Linked DNA regions of Homo sapiens: region 1 is linked to region 2. A link is an interaction called in ENCODE POLR2A ChIA-PET data of the cell type or tissue named here. Cell type or tissue: PC-3. All regions are shown on one strand.

What was found. ChIA-PET counts read pairs that join two places held together with the same protein. Peaks named below come from ENCODE experiments on the same cell type or tissue, not always from the same donor. Only the 100,000 strongest peaks of a DNase experiment are listed, where the experiment ranks them.
Region 1: POLR2A ChIA-PET joins it to region 2 with 5 read pairs; 2 of 35 experiments call an interaction of 5 or more read pairs at or near these places.

Annotation. Positions count from the first base shown.
Region 1 is chr10:132,317,864-132,321,863 of GRCh38, forward strand. It overlaps a transcript of STK32C not described here. Among named protein-coding and RNA genes, the nearest start is that of STK32C, 12 kb to the left of the region's middle. In PC-3, no CTCF peak of the experiment used is centred here; a DNase peak (open chromatin) is centred at 2,448; H3K27ac peaks cover 1,878 bases.
Region 2 is chr10:132,190,992-132,194,991 of GRCh38, forward strand. DPYSL4 (dihydropyrimidinase like 4) reads left to right here. Exons shown (of 14, transcript NM_006426.3): 3 at 1,667-1,851; 4 at 3,854-4,000. Among named protein-coding and RNA genes, the nearest start is that of DPYSL4, 6.0 kb to the left of the region's middle. In PC-3, no CTCF peak of the experiment used is centred here; no DNase peak of the experiment used is centred here.

The DNA.
Region 1 (4,000 bases), 130 kb after region 2:
GCTACTCGGGGGGCTGAGGCAGGAGAATCGCTTGAACCCAGGAGGCAAAGGTTGCAGTGAACCGAGATCACACCAAGGCACTCCAGCCTGTGAGACTCTGTCTCAAAAAAAAAAAAAAAAAAAAGTCTGGGCACAGTGGCTCACACCTGTAATCTCAGCACTTTGGGAGGCCAAGGAGGGTGGATCACAAGGTCAGGAGTTCCAGACCAGCCTGGCCAATATGGTGAAACCTGGTCTCTACTTAAAATACAAAAATTAGCCGGGAGTGGTGGCAGGCGCCTGTAGTCCCAGCTACTTGGGATGCTGAGGCAGGAGAATCACTTTAACCCGGGAGGTGGAGGTTGCAGTGAGCCAAGATCGCGCCACTGCACTCCAGCCTGGGCGACAGAAGGAGACTATGTCTCAAAAAAAAAGAGAGAGAGAGAGAGAAAGAAAACAATCTAATAAAAACGTAGGTAAAAGACTTGGAAAACCAGGCACGGTGGCTCACGCTTGTAATCCCAGCACCTTGGGAGGCCGAGGCGGGCAGATCACTTGAGGTCAGGAGTTCGAGACCAGCCCAGCCAACATAGGAAAACCTGTCTCTACTAAAAATACAAAAATTAGCCAGGCATGGTGGTGCGCACCTGTAATCCCAGCTACTTAGGAGGCTGAGGCAGGGGAATTACTTGAACCTGGGAGGCGGAGGTTGCAGTGAGCTGAGATTGCGCCACTGCACTCTAGCCTGGGCAACAGAGTGAGACCTTGCCTCAAAAAACAAAAAAAAAAAGGAAAAGAAAAGAAAAGAAAAAACATTTCACCAAATAAGACATACAAATGGCTACATGGCTGATACACATGTAAAATGTGATAAACATTATGAGTCACTGGGCAAATAAAATTTTTAAAATTGCTTTTAGTTTATTTTTTCTTCTTCCTGCCAACTGTTGCTACCTCTGAAGAAGCAAGTAAAAATTTAAACCTCCATGAGATACAACTACACACTTACTAGGATTGCCATAATTAAAAAAAAAAAACAGACAATACCAAGGGTTGGATGTGGCAGAACTGGAGTCCATATTTTGTTAAAGTGATGCAGCTACTTTGTTTTTTGTTTTGTTTTGAGATGGAGTTTCTCTCTTGTCGCCCAGGCTGGAGTGCAGTGGCGTGATCTTGGCTCACTGCAACCTCCACGTCCTGGGTTAAAGCAATTCTCCTGCCTCAGCCTCCCAAGTAGCTGGGATTACAGGCGCTCATCATCACACTCGGCTAGTTTTTGTATTTTTAGTAGAGGTGGGGTTTCACCATGTTGGCCAGGCTGGTCTCGAAATCCTGACTTCAGGTGATCCGCCCACCTCGGCCTCCCAAAGTGCTGGGATTACAGGCGTGAGCCACCACGCCCAGTCATGATACAGCTACACTGGAAAACAGTTCATTTATTTTAAATTTAAGCATAATCTTACCATATGACCCAGTAATTTCACTACCAGGAATCTAGCCAAGAAAAATAAAATATATGACTTAAAGATAGGTGCATGAATATTCATAGCAGCATGATTTCATAGCCCCAAACTGTAGATAGTCCAAATGTCCATCATCTGGTGAACAGATAAACAAATAGTATATCCATTCAACAGAATATTATTCAGCAATAAAAAGGAATGAAATACTGATGCCTTCTACTACACGGATGGACCTCAAAATCATTATTCTACATAAAACCAGATGAAAAGACGACATACTGTCTGACTCCATTTACCTAAAATGTGCACCCCATTGTCCAGGCAAATGTGTAGAGTCAGTGCTTCCCTAGGGCTGGGGTGAGAGCGGAATGGACTGCAGACAGCTGTGGGAATGCAGGGGCTGAGGGTACTCATCCTAAAGTGGGAGTGTGGGGATGGTATAAATTTACTGTAAATTGAATAAAAATTGTGGTATTGTGTCTTCACAATGGCTTGTAGCCAAGGGTTTTTTTTTCCCCTTCCTTTTGTCATCTCTATTGAGGCATAATTTACATAATATAAAACTCATCTATTGCACCTTAGATGGATTTTTTTTTTTTTGAGATGGAGTCTCACACTTTCTCCCAGGGTGGAGTATAATGGCACGATCTCGGCTCACTGCAACCTCCGCCTCCCAGGTTCAAGCAACAATGAGAAAAAGTCTTAGAAACAGCTGTTTCCAGAAAAAAAAAAAAGTTACAGGAGACCTCATACAGTATGGCACATTTTTATGAGGTTTATAAAGCCAAGAAAAACTAGATGGCACATTGCGCGTGTGAATGATAAAATTCTAAAACAAGAGAAAAATTCAGGAACATCCCACAATCCAGGCTGGGGAGGGGGCAGGTAGGGGATGGTGGGGGGTGTGCAGGATGGGTGCTATGGCTGAATGTGTCCTCCACTTTCATGCTGGTTAAAGATAAACACAGCCCATTGCCAGAGTGGTGAGGGCAGACTGTGATTAGTCATAACTGTTGCAATGGGGAAGAGTCTAGCGTGACCTGACTCAGCTTGAATCTGCACGGCGGTGACTGTGGGTTTTAAAGGGACAGTGAGGGGTGGGGGTCCGCTGGGGCTCAGGAGAGCTGGGGAAGTGAAAACTTAAGAGTGGGAAGAGGGTGGGTCCACAGGAGACCCGTCTATAATAGGTTTGTTGGCCACGGTTATGGAAGTGAGGTCCCACCCCCGCAGAGGCTGGGGCACGGGGCCCTGTTCTCGGGTTGCTGGAGCCAAGAAGAGATCCTTTGGGCAGCTTAAGTTTTCTCAGGCAGGCATTTGGGGGGCTAGGTCACCCTTGGGATGCGGCCTGGAGTTCTTACAAATGATGCTGGCGTCCGTTCAATCCTTTGTGCGCCACGTTGAGGCCTGGTGGAGCAGAGGGCCTGGAGGAGCCTGGCTTGTGTGAGGTCAAGGGCAGACTTGATGTTATAACCCCCGGCTCCTCAGAATGTGACTATATTTGGAAATAGGGCTCCCTGTCCCCAGGAAGGCCAAGGCGTTGCCATCATTGTGATTTCCTACAGTCCTGGCGCATCTGGGTGTCCTCACCCTCTGCTGGAATCTGTAAATTATTGGTCCAGCTTATCTGTCCATCTTATAATAAATGACATCTCCATACCCTGCCATGGCCTTGGGGTGGGTGCAGTGCACCTCACCATCCTGGGACTGGCTTGCCGTGTGGTTTGTTTGGCCAATGGGGTGTCAGGTGGGAGGGAGCAGAGAGGCCCAACTGGAGAGTGGGATGGAACACGGTGAGGCCTGACTGGTCAAAGGGATGTTGGGGGGATGCCAGCGAAGTGGGCCCTGGATGTCCTCCCACAGCTACCGTCTTGCACCTTTGCATGTTCATGGGAGGCACATGGTGACCTGCTTGTCACAGAAGAATGAGACACCCATAGAATAGATGCAAGCTGCATCTGTGGCCCAGAGCCAAGACTGACCAAGCCCAGCCAAGCCCAGCCAAGCCCAGCCCACCTGCAGAGTAAGAGGTAAATGCTTGGCGTTCATGGTACTAATTTTGGGATGGTTTGTTATGTGGAATTCTGTTGAGACTAGCCAACTGGAGTCACGTCACCCTCCACATAGCCTGCTGGGACAATGTCTAAGATGACCCAAGGCCAGCTCCCCAGAGGGTCCCCAAACTAGTCCCAGAGCCACTTCATTCACCCTCTGGTCTGTAACCTCTTTAAAATTTCCATCTAAGGGCCGGGCATGGTCGTTCATGCCTATAATCCCAGCACTTTGGGAGGCCAAGGTGGGTGGATGGCTGGAGTTCAGGAGTTCGAGACCAGCCTGGCCAACATAGTGAAACCCTGTCTCTACTAAAAATACAAAAAATTAGCCGGGTGTGGTGGCAGGCACCTGTAATCCCAGCTACTGCTGAGGCAGGAGAATCGCTTGAACCTGGGAGGCGGAGGGTTGGTCATTCATTTTGAGGCTGTAAGATGCTTCCTTGTCTGGCTTCAGTGTGACGTATTTGTGCTTTCTCCCGTCCTGGCCTTTCCAGTGCTTTTGCTTAA
Region 2 (4,000 bases):
ACGCTGGCCACGTGGTATCCAGGCAGTTGAAAGTATGTTCCCAGCTCGTGTGTACACGCTGGTCACATGGTATCCAGGCAGGTGCAAATAGTTCCCAGCTCGTGTGTACACGCTGGCCACGTGGTATCCAGGCAGTTGAAAGTATGTTCCCACCTCTTGTGTACACACTGGTCACGTGGTATCCAGGCAGTTGAAAGTATGTTCCCAGCTCTTGTGTACACACTGGTCACGTGGTATCCAGGCAGGTGCAAATAGTTCCCAGCTCGTGTGTACACGCTGGCCACGTGGTATCCAGGCAGTTGAAAGTATGTTCCCACCTCTTGTGTACACACTGGCCACGTGGTATCCAGGCAGTTGAAAGTATGTTCCCACCTCTTGTGTACACACTGGTCACGTGGTATCCAGGCAGGTGCAAATAGTTCCCAGCTCGTGTGTACACGCTGGTCATGTGGTATCCAGGCAGATGAAAGTATGTTCCCAGCTCGTGTGTACACGCTGGTCATGTGGTATCCAGGCAGATGAACATAGTTCCCAGCTCGTGTGTACACGCTGGTCACATGGTATCCAGGCAGGTTAAAGTATGTTCCCAGCTCGTGTGTACACGCTGGTCACGTGGTATCCAGGCAGGTGAAAGTATGTTCCCAGCTCGTGTGTACACGCTGGTCACGTGGTATCCAGGCAGGTGAAAGTATGTTCCCAGCTCGTGTGTACACGCTGGTCACGTGGTATCCAGGCAGGTGAAAGTATGTTCCCACCTCTTGTGTACACACTGGTCACGTGGTATCCAGGCAGGTGCAAATAGTTCCCAGCTCGTGTGTACACACTGGTCACGTGGTATCCAGGCAGTTGAAAGTATGTTCCCAGCTCGTGTGTACACGCTGGTCATGTGGTATCCAGGCAGATGAACATAGTTCCCAGCTCGTGTGTACACGCTGGTCACATGGTATCCAGGCAGGTGAAAGTATGTTCCCAGCTCGTGTGTACACGCTGGTCACGTGGTATCCAGGCAGGTGAAAGTATGTTCCCAGCTCGTGTGTACACGCTGGTCACGTGGTATCCAGGCAGGTGAAAATAGTTCCCAGCTCTTGTGTACACACTGGTCACGTGGTATCCAGGCATTGACTTTTGGGTGAAATCCATGGGAGAGGTTTCTTCTTTTCTAAACCCATCCTTGGCAGCAGTAAGCTGGTGGCCACTGTCAGAGCCCCGGCCTTTGGTGAGGGCAGAGGTATGTTGGGTGGCTGTGGGCGAAAGCAGGACACCAGCTTCCACGTTTCTTTGTTCATCGCAGCACTTAGTATGGTGCCTGGCTCATAGCAGGTGCTTCCTAAATACTGGTGCCCACATCTATTAGCGCACCTGCTTCCGTTTGTCAAGCTGCTCCGTCCTCTAGTCAAAAAAGTACCAACCAGGGACCTGAGTGGAAAACCACAGGGCGTGGCGTCTGCGTGAGGCTGGACCCTGCAGTGACCGTCCTGAGCTGCGCTGAGTGATGCTTTGCTCCCTGGCACTCCCGAGGAGCTAGTCCAGTGAGTGGCCGGCCGTGCTGGCCTTTTCCTCGGGGTCTGGAGCTCATGCAAACCCTTTAGCTCTGCTGCATTGCTGGGAGCCCATCTGGGCTCTGACCTGGGCTCCCTGTAACCAGTGAAATCTCTGCTGCTTTCAGACAAATCGGAGAAAACCTCATCGTCCCTGGGGGCATCAAGACCATTGACGCCCACGGCCTGATGGTCCTTCCTGGTGGCGTTGACGTCCACACAAGGCTGCAGATGCCTGTCCTGGGCATGACACCGGCTGACGACTTCTGTCAGGGCACCAAGGCAGCGCTAGCAGGAGGAACCACCATGATCTGTGAGTGTCTGGGTCTCCTCCTCTACAGGGGGCAGCCAGCGTCTGCTGCCCCTCTCTCTGGCCAGGTGTGTGTGGGAGGAGGAGTGTCGCCTAAAGGTGCCTTTCTCAGCTGTCTGCCTTTATTGCATCTGTCTGAGAACCTGGAGTGCTTTTCTAATCCCTGTGTCTCACTCTGGGTGTTTCTGTGTGGCCAGTGCTGGAATGCTCCTGGGATTTCCAGGACTGGAAATCAGTGACTGACGTGTGTCCACTTGTTCTTCCCTGGGCACTAGTAGCCAGCTCGGAGTTGGGGGTTGGAAAACTCAAATGCCTTGGGCGAGGGGAGGGGTCATGCTGTCTGAAATGCCAGATACATGTTTGACCTTGAGCCACATGCCTCGGAAGCTTCATATCTGGAAGGTTCTTGCTCATGTCAAGAAGAGTTAAGGATGGAGACTGTATTTTTAGAAAAAGATAAAAGCAATGCTCATTATTATCCCATCAAAAAATAACCCGAGTTGCTATTTCTGTAGTGCTGGCTGCGTGCCCGGCACGGGCTCTATCCTGACACCCATCGGCTCACATGCTCTCCTCCTAAAACCCTCTGAGCTCAGCCCAGCTGGGCTCAGCTAAGCCTAGTTTAACAGGTGGGTGAGTGGAGTCCGCCTGCCCACCACGAGCACGTGGTGAGCTCAGGAGGCAGGACGAGGCCTCAGAGCCTAGACCTTGACTGCACTGTGTGGCCTTGGGTGCCATTCACTCTGCGGCGTCCGTCTGGCACAGACATCGCTGCTGTGGTTGAGAACGGGTCTGAGGAGCCTAGCTGAACCTGGTTGTATGGTTTTCTAGCTGTGTGACTCCAGATAAACTCAGCTGGCTTTTATAAGTCACACTTTGTTGATCTGTAAAACAGAACACTGGCCTCATGAGCTTCTGAGGCATGTGTGAGTTAATGCACGTCAGTTGCTTTGTGTCCCTGGCACACCGGGGAGGGCAGCTCTGAGGACCCTGAAACACCTCGCGGGACATTTAGCCATTACCAAATCACAGCTTGGTTTGGTTTACTCAGCCACAAAGGGAGAAAACACCAGCAGCAGCCCATCTTGCAGTCTGAGGAGACTGGCCACTGCTCGCGCCCTTCAGGGGGCGGCCCAAGCCGGTCAGGACGTCTGCACAGTCGAGACCACCTGCCTCGTGCCAGTGCCAAGGCACCCGGCCAGCTGTGGGTCCCCGCGAAGACAGAGAAACACCACAGACACGAGGCTGGCCTCTATCCTGCCTCTGTCTTCCTCGGCCTGCAGGCCCAGGCTGGCACTGTGGGTGGCTGCAGGGAGGCTGGGTGCCCACTTCATCTTGTTGGGATGAGTAGGGGCCCGAGGGAGGGCTGTGCTGGAGGAAGGCATCCCTGGCGGGTGCGCCCTCCTGTCCGACCACCTGGCTTGGAGCTGTGTCTGGCTGCACCAGGAGAGGCCAGTGAGCAGTGTTCGGGCCTTGGGTGTGTGGTTGGTGGGGCAGCAGCATGATGGCTGTGTGCAGGGGGCAGGATGGCCCCTTTCAAGTCTTGTGGGGCACTCGGGAAACCAGCCCAGCTCCCACTGTTCTAGGAAGGCACCCAGAGGTGGGGCCCAGCACCTTGGACAGCGCACTGGCCCAGCCTGGCCCTCGGGGTGCCTCACCCAGCCTGACAGGAGCTGGAGGCAGGGCAAAGCCCCGACCTCCTGTGCTCCTCCAAGTGCGATGTGGGAGTAGGGATGGTTTGGGGTGGGGCTTTTCCTTTCTCCCCTCTCCCTTCTGTGCTCAGAGGGTGGCTGGGGCACTTGGGACAGAAGGTTCCTCTTTGAACAAAGCAATAGAACGGGTTCGTGGCAGCGTCATCCTCTCTCAGGGGCCGGTGGCCTCTGCTGTGTCTCCCTCAAATGGTCCTCTGGTCTCTTGGGAACATGAAACAGAATCTCCCATGGAGGAGGCAGAGGTGGGAACCAGGGACCAGTGGGGGAAGCTGCTGACCATGCTGCCTTCACAGTGGACCACGTCTTCCCCGACACGGGTGTGAGCCTGCTGGCGGCCTACGAGCAGTGGCGGGAGCGGGCGGACAGCGCGGCCTGCTGCGACTACTCCCTGCACGTGGACATCACCCGATGGCATGAGAGCATCAAGGAGGAGCTGGAGG